Regions from separate parts of the Mus musculus genome. Here region 2 is linked to region 1. Evidence: chromatin loops called from intact Hi-C (ENCODE). Cell type or tissue: heart. All regions are shown on one strand. Links, peaks and the distances in the headings refer to the core of each region. The heading gives the core; the rest is flanking DNA.

Region 1 (7,373 bases), core at 806-5,805:
TTCTTTCTTTCCAGTTGGAGGTGGGGGACACCGCATGTGCTGGCTCTAGGGATCACTGGCCTAGTTGGCGTCCAGCTTGGCCATTTCCTGCACATAGATACCTATGCTCTCACTGTCAAAAAGCATGAAGTACACAGTTTTGATGGAGGAGGACATCGTGGAGACAAAGTAGCTGGAGATGGCCTTCAGAATGAGCTGGGCCGCTGTCTGCTTCGGGAACCCGTTCCTGTAGGAGAGAGCATAGTGGTCAGCACTCGGGGCGTCTATGGTGAGAGCCCACCTCAGGCCTCCCCTGCGGGGTCCTCACACTGGGCTCACATGGGCATGAAGAAAGTCCGCGCGGGGTTAAGTTGTATTAGAGAACTGCCGTGTGCTGTTGGCACTTGGGAACTGAACTCTACAATGTGACCTTCCTTATCCCAGGTCTCCTCGCCTCCTTGTCCTGAGGCAGACTGGCTCTGACACGAGGGGAAGGAGCAGCCAGCCAGCAAGGTTCCTGCTATTCTGCAGTATAAAAATGTCTGCTGTGAGGACGAGAAGCCAAGCTCATGCCTGGGCGATGCTCAGAACTCGGTGCTACAGCCGCACTGCTTGGTGGGCTCCCTCAGCAGGTCACTGCTGACTGCTTTGAGTTCTACGAGTCCGTTTGCATTTGCTCATGCATGCTCTCTCTCTCCATTAGGCTTCTAGAGTTTGTTTCTGCTGGATGTTGTCAGCGTAACACAACCTGGTCTCTCTGCCGCTTGCTGTGCTCTTATCTGCTTACTGCATGCCTAACAAACTCAACTCATTCTAAACCAAAAGTACGGCCACTGTAGATCATCCAGACAGAACCAAGATGGGGGACAGGCAGTACCCAGGCCATCTGTGAACATGGGTCCAGAGACCCGTCTCTAAACTGCATCAGCTGGTGTCACAGCAAAGGGCAGGGAAGCCGCTGTGGTGCAGAGCAGAGTTCTGGGGCATGTATGGATAACCTTGACTTCGGGTTATCACTGAAGTCTCCGAGTCAGTATCCTGCCACTGATGTGTGACAATCAATGTCACAAGGGGCCCAGAATGTGAACTCATGACCTGGGAGGGAGCTCAGCACGGATGGGTCCGTGTGTGCCCGAGCCAGCTCCTGGTTCAATGCTGCACGCGCACTTACAGGAAGGAAGCTATGCTCGGAGCACCTTTCAGAGCTATGCCTCTGCTCACTCACTGCAGTCTGAGGTCCTTCGCCTGCCTGCCATTCTGGCTGGTCTTCTATGGGATGACAATGTGGTCACAGCACCCCCGGTTTTCTGCACTGTGCCCGTGACACGGACCCACCCGGGGAGCCACGTTCTCCACAGCTGCCGGTGCTCAAGGCGTCACATGGCCACAGAAGAAAAGCTCACGTGACCCTGCTTTCACCTGGGAGACCCGGGACCAGGGCAGTCCTACGTGCTTCGGGAACACTGAGCATTCTTAGAGGGCCACCGTGGGGGTGTGATACAGGCTCAGGACCCCTCTACACACAGCTCTGCTTGGAGTTCCAGACAGTCTGGTTGACTTCCCAGAATGGGACTGGTGACATCTAAGCTGGAGGACATCAGGGACATGATGACAGAAGTCAGGGTACCGCGGGACACCAGGCAGCTGGCACAGTAGGCTGGGTGGGAACTGCTGGAGGAGGTATGCTCAATCTGTTGCTCAGAGTGCATTCCAGTGGTGCAGCCCATAGCCAGCTGTGTGTATCCTGCTGGAGCCTGCTCTCAGGCCCAGGGAACAGAGAGGCAGACCTCAGTCTGCAGGCATAACCTGGATAAATAGATGGGCTCTGAGAAGTGCAAGGAGCTGTTCTCTGCAAGGGGAGGTGTGGCCCTTCGTCCACCGGTGCCAGGCTCAGCTGCCAAAGGCCCGCCCGCCTCACTTCACACCTGTTCTGGTGAGCCAAGCTGAGGAAGGCCTCCGGCAATTCCCAGTAGCCAAAGGGTCACAGCTGTGTGCTCCTGTGTAATCAGCCAGCTGGTGTGCTTGCCCTCTGCCTGGCACACACCAAGTGTGTGATGTGATGATCATGTTGCCCCGGCCTATTCCCCTAAGTTTCCTAAGAGCATCAAGTGAGCGGGTCACTTGTAGCCGGTTCAGCTGTGGCCCTGGAAAGGGGTATGTAATTGGTGCTGAGGGAGGGCTCCTGTGATCTAACTCTGAACCTGAGATTGGTGCTGACATCATGCATAGCCTGTCTTGCACTCCAGACCTGGAACTTCTGCCCCTCAGGCCTTCAGCCATTCTGGCTGGGAACGATGCTCTATGTGTAGGCAGTGGGGCAGGACTCGGTAATCTAGACTCTCAGAGTACAGAGAGTGGGGAAAGGGAGGGCGAGAGGTTTGTACCGGTAGTGCCCACCTCAGCACATCCTTCTGCTACTGTGGCCCACTGCTGGGTGAGTGGGAGCCATGCTCTAAAGTAGCAGGCCCTGGGGAAAAGCAGAAAGCAAGATGGGCTGCCCTAGTTAGACGTACAGGTGACAAAGCAGATGCGTGGGATGCTGACACTCCACAGCTGTCCCTGCTCCCCAAGGGTGAGGGCAGTTGTAGCCACACTGTGCCTTGGCTACCCCATCATGTAGCCCATGGGTGACCTGAGCACATGCCCTTCCCCCCAGGACAGAGAGACCAGGCAGCCGAAAGCCCCAGGCTTCTGTGTCAAGTCGGACATGGGACAGGATGATGTGTATCAGGCAGCAGAGTGCAGCTCAGGCCCACTAGAGAACATCTCGGACTCCCAGAATCATTCTAAAGGTGGTAGACTACACCCTCCAGACCCCCAGACAGCTAGGGCAGAATGATTGTCGGCATTGTAAGCAACGCTGGTCTCAGCTTGCTAGAGAGCTGCCACCCAGTGTCTACGGCGGCCAGCTGTGCTGGAGGGCGGCGGCCCTGGATGCTGGTACAGACAGTACAGGCTCCTGAGTACAGGCACTGCCTCGGCTCCCATGTGAACACCACTCCTGTCTTGCCAGGTCTCTGCCGTTTTCTCTAACTTGGGTGGACATCAAAGACTCGGGGCTTGGGGCTTCTGCTCTGGAGTTTAGATTTGGATTCCAGCTACCCTTGTGCAGGGTGTACTGGTTCCCCAAGTGCAGACAGGAATTTCCTGAAAGTATGCTGTAATTAGGGGGTGATGCCACTGCATCCACCTGTGCTCCCCTCCCAGACTCCCCTCCTCTCACTGGTGGCTTTTGTTCACAGCACCTCAAGTCCATTGCTTAGCGCTGTCCCCTGTTCTACCAGCCTTGGGCCATACCTGGCATACACTAAAGTCATGTGAGCTTCCCTTGGGTCAGTCCTGCTGCGTCTGGAACACCCTTTCTCCACATGTAGCCCCACTTTCCTAGGCGAGTGCAAAGAGATCTCAGGGGTTCCCTATGGAGGTCTTGCTAAGCCTCATCACCTCTGGGAGGGGAAGGGCCACTGCGAGGAACAGGCCAGCTGGAGACCCAGAGATGGAGAAGTCTGGGCAGCTGTGTTGGAGGGAGAAGAGGGGCGCTTTGGGTAATGTGGGGACATGGCTCTCACCTCCTATATCATCACTTCTGCTAGGATTAGATCTCTGTGCCATGCAGGTAACCCCGGGCCTCAACCATCTTCCCACATTCTCTGTGGCACTAGAATGGCTGCTTGACTCTCCGAAGGCTACTTCTGGTAGAGAAGCGTAGAGCTCTGAGCTCAAGGAGGAATGTCCCGAGGATGGTGGTGGCTGTTTACCGCAGCTAGCAGTCAGAATAATCAGGGACCAGTCTCTCCCTCCCAGCCCTCCAAACACCTGCAGGCCCAGAGGCCTTCAGGGTGGGTTCTGGTCTCTCCTCTTCTTCTAAAGCCGCACTGGGGTCCAGGCGGCTGCTGTGCTGCCCTTGGTAGTAGCTCAGACAACACTGAGGTATAACACTTCCCAGGGAAGTCTGAGTGCAGTGGGCACGTGGGCAGGGATGCTAGGCACGGAGAACACACATGCAGCATGTGGCAGGTCCAGCCTGCCCCACAGTACAAGCTTCAGAGCTTGGGGCCCTGGAAGCAAGCTCTTGTCCTCTTAGCCAAGGATGAGCTGTGTGGCCTCGGTGCCAGCCTTAACCCTCTATATGTGGCTATTTGACCTCTGAAGTTAACAGTCATCCAGTACTGAGGAGTGACCAATTTTCCAAAGGCGAGGAAAAGAGAAGCAGGAGATGGGAATGAGAACTTTGCCATGCTTTGGAGGGATAGTCACCAGCCATGTGAGATCCCCAGTGGAGCGGTCACTGGAAACTTCCCCAGATGGGAGATTTGAAATGGAACTCAGCTGAGAGCAGATTTAGGGTGTTGAGCAAGGAGAAGGTAACAGGACAACTAAGTGGAGGGCAGGTATAGTGTTGAACAGCGAGTAAAGGAAAAGGCGCACTCCTTGGTACTGGGTGACAGTGGAGCTGAGATGTCTAGTGGCACCCGGGGCTCTGTGAATGTCCATACACGGTGGGTGTTAGAGAAGCACAAGCTGTTTTCTTTCTGTGCTCTAAGTCTGAGGTGGGTTTATTCTAAGCCCCACACTAGTGTGTCACCTCATGCTGTCCCAAGGGGGTCCCTTCCTCGCGTCTAACAGCACAAGGTGTGTATTAGCCTTGCGACCAAGGCCAGGATCACATGGAAGGGTCTCCTTGCCTCTAGTCAGAGCCTGGGGCAGCAGGAGCAGGCCAGCGCTGCCCCCGCCTTCCCCGGGGGCCACCAGCAGCTCCTCTGGGGGAAGTGCTCCCAGCTCCTCCCCATGTTTGCATTCCACCCCGACTTCTGTGCCAGAGACACGGGATGCCACAGACAAGCCGCTTCGTTCCCTTCAGCCCTGTGATTTACTGGTGGGCCTGATCTAATCCCATTCTTTCCCTATGAGAGCAAGCAAGCGAGCGAGGGAGGGCAGCTGTCTGCGGGGCTGTGGGGACGAGGTCTGCCTGACAGATGTGGCCAGGGGAGTCGCACATGTGCTGCTGCCTTTGGCATTCCGCCCTTTAAAAGCTTCCCACTCATTATTTTTAAAAACTTTTACTCCGTGAAAAATGTAAATAAGTTTGTAATAACAGATGTTCTTTTATGAGAATGACTTTTATGCTTCAATTAAGAATTTCCCAATAGCCATATGAAAGAGCGTGAAATTATTACCTCCAATAAAGGTTCTACGGCCCTGCTCTGCAGAAGCATCTTTCATCAGGGCAGATCAAAGTGCATCCGAAGCATCAATTAACCGAGCCTCAGAACCATCTGTGAAGAAGGGCAGACCCCACGGCCTGCCTCACTTATTAGGGAAGGCCCAGCCCAGAACAGAGAGACTGATTCATTTACCAGAGGTCACACAGCACGGCAACACAGTGCCAAAGGCCTGACCTTCTATGGGAGGTAGGAGCAGTAAGTATGGCTGCTTAAGCTCTGATCCAGAAGCACTATTAAAGAATGGTCTTGAATCTATTTTGGGAGGGGCCCAGGCACCTATACCACATCCAGTTCTGTGGCAAGTTCTGTGGCAAGAGCAGACACTTGTGTTTGCAGATACTTGCATAGCAGAAGAAAAGGGCACTGGGAAGGTTCAATTGTCTGTGTTTATGAGTGAGCAAGCTGCAGGCACAGGTGTAAGCTGTAGGCACAGGTGTGAGCAGGCACAGGTGTGAGCTGTAGGCACAGGTGTGAGCTTTCCTGTCTGCTCAGTAATCCTTCAAGCTCATCTTGGGCTAATTTTGGTCTTTCATCCAGAGATCCAAGGAAGACTACATATTTGAACAACACGGGAGTGAGGGACCGCTGGCAAAGGAAGCCCTGGTGTTCAACACTGTAGACTGGGGAGAGAGTGAGAATCTTCCACAGTTGCTGGCCTGGGAGGGATAGGCTCCCTCTGTCATCACAGTCAGGAACAGCAAAAGGCTCCAGAGAAACAGGGTCACTCAGCAACAGCCAGAGACCTGACCACAGTGGGGCCTGAAGGTGTGAGATCTTAGTGCAGCCCAAGAGGGAGCATGGGCTCTGTCCTTCACAGTTCTTATGAGAACAGGAGGGAGTGTTGAGCAAGAGCTGCTTTTAGCCCACAGGGCAGAGACTGCCTGATAGGACAGCTACTCGATGCCGTTACCCTATTCTGCCTTGGATAAAGGAGGGACAGAAGCCTCAAACTGGGATGATGGGCTTCCCAGGGAATGGTCTATGGCTAGGTCTGACCTGGATCCGCACTCAGTGGCAGGACTACACTGTCCTGATTCTCTGATTTGAAGGGTGGATCTCCTAAGTACACCTAGGGTACATGACGGGCAGGAAGGAGCTGGAGCTGGGGCGGGCCGGCCCTAAGTGCTCATTCATTCAGCCCCACCTTGTAAGTTCACCTACAGCCATGGGATGCGAGATAAAACATTCTAGGGAAGAAAAGCAAAAGGGATCGAGGGCTATTATAGTTTGAGCAAAACTGGGCCCCACAGGCACATACAGAGTGACACTATTGGGAGGCGTATCCTTATTGGAGGAAGTATCACATTGGGAGGGCTTTCAGGTTTCAGAAGTTCAAGCCAGGCCCAGTGACTCACTCTGTTCTTGCTGCCTGCCAGTCCAGATGTACAGCTCCCAGCTACCTCTCAGCACCATGTCCACCTGCGTGCCACCACCCTTCCCATGATGCTGATAATGGACTAAACCTTTGACTGTAAGCCAGCCTCTAGTTAAATGCTTTCCTTGGTAAGGCCATGGTCATGGAGTCTCTTTGCAACAATAGAAACTCTAGCTAAGACAGAGTCGATACATGGACTGGGCACTTCTGTGATTGGCCTGACTGCAGGGCTTCTCGTTGGCAGAATGGGGGCTCGGGATGAGAGAAGCAGCTGAATGCTTTAAGAGGGGCTTAACGGGCCATCTAGTAAGAATATGGAAGAACTGTGGGGGCCTGGCTCGAGAAGTTTCAGAGGAGAACAATGTTAGTATGTAGCTTAGAGACTGTTCTTGTGATATTTTGGTGAAGAGTGAGGCTGGTTTCTGCCCTTGTCCAAAAAATCTGCCTAGGGCTAAATTGAAGAGTTATGGATTGACAGTTTTGTAACTCTGTAACGAAAAGGAGCAAGCTGAGCAAGGGGAGATACAAAATATCCACTTTGAGGAGAAAGGGGCACCAGGAAGTGTAAACAGATTAAAGACAAGCCTGATGCTAAGTGGAATAGAGGGAGCGGTGACGTCAGAGCAAGGACCCCGTCCAGCTAAGCTGCCAACTTGTGAAAAGGAATGAAAGAAAAGCTTAGGGCCGGGCATGGTGGCACACACCTTTAATCTCAGCACTCTGATGGCAGAGGATGGCGGATCTCTGAGTTCGAGGCCAGCCTGGTCTACAGAGTGAGTTCTAGGACAGCCAAG
Region 2 (7,373 bases), core at 1,344-6,343, 540 kb after region 1:
GCTCTGCACCCAAACACTCAACACCAACAGTGCTTGCTGGCCAAAGATGTAGAGCAGGAGGCTTCACCACCCTTTATACATGCTAGACAGATTGGGAAACCGAGTCCTGAGAAGGAACCATTTTGCCCTGCAGTATGTCCTGGAGTCAGGACTGGCATCTGTCTTAAAGCGACAGGCAGCTTTGTAAACGTGGGACATTGGTGCTTCAGGTATTTCTCTGAGATGTTGCAGATGTGTAAGTTTTCGGAGACGCACTCTGGCCAAGGCTTTGCCCTGATGAAGAGCCTGGCATGGTATTTCTACACACAACCAGGTCATGCCTGCTCCAAACAGAGCCCAGCTTTGTTGCATGTCCAGACTACCTGGGTGTATGAACATCATTTATACTAGAGGAAAACTCTATGGGAAAAGTAGAGTACTGACTTCCGGGGAGGCCTGGTGCCCATGATCAGGCATTCGCACCCCAGGCTATTCCCAACTCTCCAACAGACTACACAGATCTATATTCAGATCTAAAGGAAAAACAAACCATGTGGCCAGTGGCGGTTGTCTTTTTAGACCCAGACACAGCTTCAGCCTCCAGCAACTGGGTAGACTCTGGACTCGAGTAAAGGATGCGAATTTTAGGGAGAAGTTACCTTTCTTCTGCATGTGGCTTTCCAGTCTCTTGTAGCCCCCCCAGATGTTCAGTGCTTGGGGCAAAACAAGTTGCTGGGTGCGGGACTGGCCACAGGCAGAACAGAACCAAGCCAGGCTTCACGGCCTCCTGAAAGGAGACAGGCAGTGGAAAAGGTCCTTGGGTCATATTTTAACTTAGGCTGTGGGTATGAAGGATTGAGAGGGCAGATAGGAAAAATGCAGATTTGAAGCCTCAGAGCCAAACATGGAAAGCCAGAGCATCTCTCATCCCTGCCCGGTTCACCTTTGGGTCCCACTGCCTTTCTTGAATGTTGCATTCAGTTCTGTTCCCTCCTTCCTCCTAACCACTAAGATCACCACAGGTCACCCTGCAGTGTCGTAACCCAGAGCTGCAATGTCAACAGCCACAGTGAAAGGTCTCTAGAGATATCGTGTAAGATCTATCTCTGAGGCCAGCCTCCTTCCCTTCAGAGCCCAGGACACTGTCAGGAAAACCAGTGCTTTAAGAAACTTCAGATGTGGACCAGTGAGGTGGCTCAGCTAAGGTCCGGGCTGCCAAGCCTGATGACCCACATGGAATAAGTGAACCAGCCTTCCAAATGTTGTGGGAAGCTCACTGTGGCATGTGCTTCCAACAAACACAAAATGAGCGAATGATTTCGATTCACTTCTCTGAGGTTCTTGCCCTGAGCTGGAAAACTTGTAGCAAGTAATCTACAATAGGCTGATGGATCAAGAGATGATGTGCTGAGCGGGAGGATGCATACCTTCCATCCCATCTACTCCTGAGGCTGGAAAAAGAGGCGGGCAATTCAAAAGGAGATCCCATCTCAAAATAAATATGAGAAAGACCACAGCAGCACCCTTCTCTAAGGGGAATCTGGATTCCCCAGAGGCACACAAGCAGTGGCAAATGGTTACAGGCATTGTTACATAGTTGCATTTACTCTGACCTAACTGTCCCTGAAAAACCACGGGACTGCCTGGCCTTGCACACATGGGTGTGGTACCTTGTGCAGATGGATAACCTTGTTCCAGCTCCAGCCCTTGATTCAAAGTGAGAGCTGGAGAAAAGGGAAGTTTGGGGAAGTGCAGGGTGTCCCGTGAGAGAGGGGAAGGACTCTGTACCTAGCCACTGGGCAGTAGTGCACAGTCATTCATGGCCCCGCTGCCTTTGCCTCCTCATGCCCCTGCCCCCAGCCACTGCAAAATTCCTATTTTACAGAAGGTGAAACTGATGCTTAGGAGGCAAACACAGAAAGCTGGTAGGAGCAGAGGGGTTGCTGGGTGGTCTGTTGGCTCCCAGCTGTGTCTGTGTAACAATGGGAGTGGGGAGCACCAACACAAAGCAAGTGAAAGCTGGCCACGCTTTTGAATGGCATTGAGAGAAACTGGATGGAACTTCCAGAAGTACTTGGTTTTCAGATGCAAGTGGACCAGCAGAGTTGTCTTGGGGCAGAAGCCCAGGAATGACCTGCTCATTTTGAGCACATTTCAGCACAGATTTCCTGTGGACTCAGCTTACCTCCACCCCCAGCTTCTGCTCCTGTCACAGGGGCAGGAGCAGTGGAAACTCTACACAGTCGAGGAATGCTGGAGCCAAATCCACAGAGACTCGCTGAAGAGCCGCCGGCCGCCCATGGAGAGCTGCAGGGAATTCAGCCACAGTAATTACTTCCTGCTCGCTCAGTTGGACAGGAGAACTTCTGGGATTGTACAGCAGTGAGGATGATTGGGGGCTGGAGCGTGGCCCGTGGGAGCTCTCTGGGGGTTATTCGAGGACCTTGAGTGAAACGTGTGGATCTCTGGCTGCAGAGCCTCTAAGTACCTGGAGAGACCCACCTAAGGTGGGCTGATCCAGCCTTTAACCAGTTGTCTTCTGTCAAGATGACTTTACTAATATCACGACTGCTCTGCTCACTCTTGTCTATTAAACAACAACAGAAAACAGACGTATGCTTCGTATAGAAAGGAAGTGGGGGAGAGATAGAGGGTCAGAAGGAACAACCACCCAATCAAGCATCCAGCTATGGACACTGCCCAAACGATGAGGGGGTAGCCACAGATCCCCTGCCCCAGACCCCATGCTCCTCATAGAATTCTATGGACCACAGTTAGTTTAGTTTGTTAACTAGCTAGTCCAGAGAGACTTCAACTCGCTGTGTAGCCCAGGTAAGCCTTGAACTCAGAGCCGTCCTCCTGCCTCTCTGCATTGCATCTTTAAAGTGTTGGAAATTGCTATTGAAGAAATCGTGCCCACCTCTGAATGGGCCTGAAGCTGCGTGAACACGGACATCTCATGAAAACTGAATCTGTTGTCTTTACTTTTCTGACTTACGAAGCCTGCCCTGCTGTCTGCTCAGGAAGAGCCTCCCTCCCCTTTGTCATCACCCAGCATGGCAGCTCCCTTTGCCCAGGAGCTCCAAAGAAGTACCCACCTTCACCTGGCCTGAGCACCACACTGGTTGCTCAGTAGAAGAAAATGCAAACAGTGCTCTCCAACTCCAGAAAAGCCTCCTCAGCAGAAACCCAGGGTGTTTGCTTCTGCTTTTCCGGACTTATTGGAGATATTTTTAAACTAAATTGTTATCAACCGTTTCTAATGAGCCTATTTCTGCCCGACTCTATCTGGACCGGGAACTCTTATCTTTATGATTCCTGAGGGTAGCTGGAGAGAGGGACATCCATTACAGATTAGTCATAGAAACTTTTGGGTGCCCAGCACAAAGTAAGGCCTGCACCCCAGCTTAGAATAAGGAAGGAAACGTCCTGGAGGAAGTGGGGGGCAGCTCTGAGCAATGAGCCATGGAGAGTTAAGTAGGAGGGCACTCCCTGTCAGTCCTGACAGCAGCTGGCCATGCACCCTAGTTTGCAGGGTGGATCCTCCCAGTGTGTTGTCCCAGGAGCCAAGCAGCTGGTCTAGACACGCAGAGCATGTCTGTGGAGCTGGCTGCGAAGTGCTGGCAGCCCTCCCCTCCTGACAACAGGACCTCTGGCACACACTGAGATGCCAAGTCTGCTCAGAGCAGGCACAGATAGGGAGCTGGCAGGTCTCAGCAGCGTCGCTTGGATTTTACTCCTTTTCTTAGCCCATAACCCGTACCTAAACTTTTAAGATCTTTTCACTTACACTTATTATTTGCCCGTGCCAGAGAAGCGTGTAAGACAGACATGAGGAATTTACTTGAAGGGAAGACTTTATGGGGAGGGTGTCCAAAGACCCTGCCAGAATTTACCCCAAACCACCAAAATGGCCGTCTCTCCTTTCTCTAGACCTCAGTGTGGACTGACTGCTGGTCATCTCACTAACACTGTCACCTTTGTTTCCAGCCCCAATGTATGTGCTGTGCAGAAGGTCATTGGCACCAACAAGAAATACTTCACCAACTGCAAGCAGTGGTACCAGAGGAAGATCTGCGGCAAGTCGACGTGAGTATCTGTAGCTACCAAAGACCTCCATCCACCAAGAAAGGTGTGTGTGTGTGTGTGTGTGTGTGTGTGTGTGTGTGTGTGAGCCAGCTGCCAAGGAGCCATACTGTGTGTGTGAAAGAGAGCTGTCAAGGAGGTCACACACTGTGAGTGTGTGTGTGAGTGTGTGTGTGAGTGTGTGTGTGTGTGTGTGTGTGTGTGTGTGTGTGTGTAAGTGAGTCAGCCAATGGTGCCCTGGGCTGGCCAGCTCTAGCACAGGTCAGGCTGACTAAGGAGATGAGGACACAAGGACAGACATGTCAGGGAATGTGTGGGGTGTGGCATTTTGAGAAGCTGTTTGACTTTGTTTTAGATTTTTAGGGCTGCTGACGAGACTTGGTAACACTGATCAAGGCGGTTTCAGGGTTGCAGGAAGCGTGCTGTGTTGAGTGTGTGTGTGTGTGTGTGTGTGTGTGTGTGTGTGTGTGTGTGTGTGCATGGCATGTGTGCATGTGTGTTTCTCTCACCAAATGACAGAACTGTTCAGAGGAGCATTCTGGGAATGAAAGGCTCTTGGCGAACTTATCCCAAAGGCGACCCTTGCTCAGCAAGCCAAAGTAAACACTTCAGAAAGTCTTGGTGCCTAGGAATGTGCACACCAGGAAGCAGTATAACAAAGTAAGACATGGGCTCGCTCAGACTCCAGCTCAGACTCTGGCTCTGCCACTTACTTGGAGGATGGTCCATTTTTTTTTGTAGCCTCAGTTGCTTTGTGTGCAAAATGGGCACAGCAGGAGGACCTGCTACCCTAATGAGGAGTGGATTGAGTAATATTCATGAGAAGACAATGGTGCCTGTGCATTCTAACTACAACCCCAGAATATCACATGTAGACCACACATACAGAAGCACGGGCACACCCATGGAGCCTGGTGCTCACAGTAGGCCTTGTGGGTACCTCTCTTTGTGGAGGGAGGTGGCCTCTGCCTTCACGGCCTGGCTCCCTGGTGGAAGCAGTTGAATGCATGTTCTAACCGAACTCTGGGAAACCTAATCGGCTTTCCGCACTGCCAATCAACAGGTCTCAGATCTACACAAGGGAAGTTGTGCCAGGCAACCCCCCTGAGCCACTTGTGGGGGGCCTGACGTTCCTCTTTTCTGAAAAATGGGAAGAGTCCCCTGAACTTATCCCAGCGTGAGAGATTTTTACAATTGTGTTCCTCATGCCTTCAAGCAACCGTCTCCCACTGAGAGAAGGAAAACACTGTTCCCTGAACATACCCGTGGAAATGAACGCACCATGTGTGGCTCCGATTATTAGGTAGTTATTGATCCTGGTCTCATAGAGCAGGACAGGAGTGAGGCCTGCAGCTCTCTGGGAGTCTTTGCACAGTCATGACAGTGGCTCCCACCCACTGGACAGCCCAGCCTCTAAGAGTGGTGTGAGCAGGGATACCTCCCAGGTTCAGTGATCAGATGCTCAGCGGAAAGTTTTGCTGTTTAGAACAAAAAAGAGATTATGCAAATTCTACATAGAACATTCTTGCTGGGCGCTGAGTTTTAAAAACCAACACCTCCCAGTACTGATGGATATACTCATAGGCATACATAATCTACTCAAACACGAATTGCTTAATTAAACACGAAGTCAGGTCGGGCCCCATGTAATTGCTTCTTGGAAGATGCCCAGTGTGCTGTGCCAAGCAGCAGAGCTTCATGTCAGAGCCTCAGGTTTTACAGAGCTTCTATGAGCAAGCTGACCACAGGGTGGCATCTGCCATCCTGTTTCAGATGGTCCAGTGTCACAGAGTTTGACTGAGGAACTCTATGGTGACTTGATGGCGTTTCTTGAGAGGTCCCATACACAGGATGCTGATAGTGAGTTGCGTTGGCTTATTGACTCCTCCTAACTGCATCTCTTCTCCGGGTGCGGGGTTGAGGAACGTGCCGGGTTGAGGAACGTGCCAGCCGCAGGGTGTGAGCACAGTGAGGTAGCAGAGCAGCCCTCCCATCCCACTGAGTAGGGGGGTAGGAGGGGTGGGGGTGGGGGGAGGTGCACCACCATCTCCAGGAAGAGGAAGATCTATGAGGTCGTGGGTGGGAGAATGCTGTTTGTAGTGGGGTCAGTCAAGGTTAAGGCCATCCAGACTTTGACCTAGCTCACAAAGCTAAGAGGAAAAGACACTCACATCCAACTCATGAATGTAGCGGCTGCTTTGGCAAACCTCAAAAAAAAAAAAAAAAAAAAAAAAGAGGAAGTAAGCAGAAGAAAACTCGAGCCGATAGAAAAAAAAAAAAACCTTTATGATCCCCGCTGGAACATCCTGTGCGGCCTTGGCCTCAGGAAGGTGGAGCTGACTTGGAAGAGTCCCAGAGGACAAAGAGAGGGGAAAAGAAAAGAGATGGAACTCATCTCTGTTGTCCTTAAGGGCTAAGAGCTTCACAGGATAGCGGTCTGCATAGGGGAGAGGTCTCCAAGGTTGCTACCTTCTGACCATAATAAAGTGCTAGGTAGGGGGCCATACTGGCTGGAATTAATGTTATCCCCGGAGACTGGGTCCTTAGTGGTGCCTTGTTGGATGAAGACTGAGGCTAGACTTGTGGTGGCTGGAGCAGAAGACCGTCTTGACAAGCCAGCACGGGCACTGGCATTTTCTCAGGGAGATGTCAGGGGAGCTGCTTCGGAAGCGTGCACTGGGATGAGAGGGGGGCGGGGGGAGTCTCTCAAGGGCCCTGAGGCCAGAAGGAAATTTTGATCTGGAAAAATAGGTGATGAACACCAAGCGTGGAGGTAAAGATCATGTCCTGTGAGGTCACTAGAGAGATGGCAAAAGACCTATGTCACACTCAGCATGCCACTGGGTCTTCCGACAGTAGCTGTCTGCGTTTTCAGGGAGAGAAGAATCTGAGAACTCTGTGTCAAAGCATCAAACTGTGTTGTGCTGACTTACTGCAGGACATGGTTGGCCGAGAAGCCCTGGCTGGTGGCCTGCAGGACATGGTTGGCAGAGGAGCCCTGGTTGGTGGCTTATAGGACATGGTTGGCAGAGGAGCCCTGGTTGGTGGCTTGTAGGACATGGTTGGCAGAGGAGCCCTGGTTGGTGGCTTGCAGGACATAGTTGGCAGAGGACCTCTGTTTGATGGTTTGCAGGACATGGTTGGCAAAGGAACCCTGTTTTGTGGCTTGTAGGACATGGTTGGTAGAGGAGCCCTGTTGGGTGGTTGAGTGAATTCTGTGACTTAGAAAGTCACCTCAGTTTTTACTTGAGAGCTGTAGAGCACCCTAGCAACACAACAGCTAAAGAGACTTGTAGGTGACAGACAGC

Evidence for each region. A loop is a pair of places that touch in the nucleus more often than their neighbours do. Peaks named below come from ENCODE experiments on the same cell type or tissue, not always from the same donor. Only the 100,000 strongest peaks of a DNase experiment are listed, where the experiment ranks them.
Region 2: it touches region 1 in a loop (6-fold over the local background); 1 of 42 quality-filtered maps calls a loop at or near these places.

What each region holds. Positions count from the first base shown.
Region 1 is chr13:56,074,167-56,081,539 of GRCm38, forward strand. It overlaps Macroh2a1 (macroH2A.1 histone), which reads right to left. Exons shown (of 9, transcript NM_001159513.1): 9 at 1-226. The coding sequence ends at 61. Among named protein-coding and RNA genes, the nearest start is that of Gm31485, 43 kb to the right of the region's middle. In heart, for the core only: no CTCF peak of the experiment used is centred there; no DNase peak of the experiment used is centred there.
Region 2 is chr13:56,610,271-56,617,643 of GRCm38, forward strand. Tgfbi (transforming growth factor, beta induced) reads left to right here. Exons shown (of 17, transcript NM_009369.5): 2 at 3,970-4,068. Among named protein-coding and RNA genes, the nearest start is that of Tgfbi, 4.4 kb to the left of the region's middle. In heart, for the core only: a CTCF peak has its summit at 5,803 (motif pointing right); DNase peaks (open chromatin) are centred at 1,681, 2,279, 3,511 and 5,154; H3K4me3 peaks cover 345 bases; H3K27ac peaks cover 3,273 bases.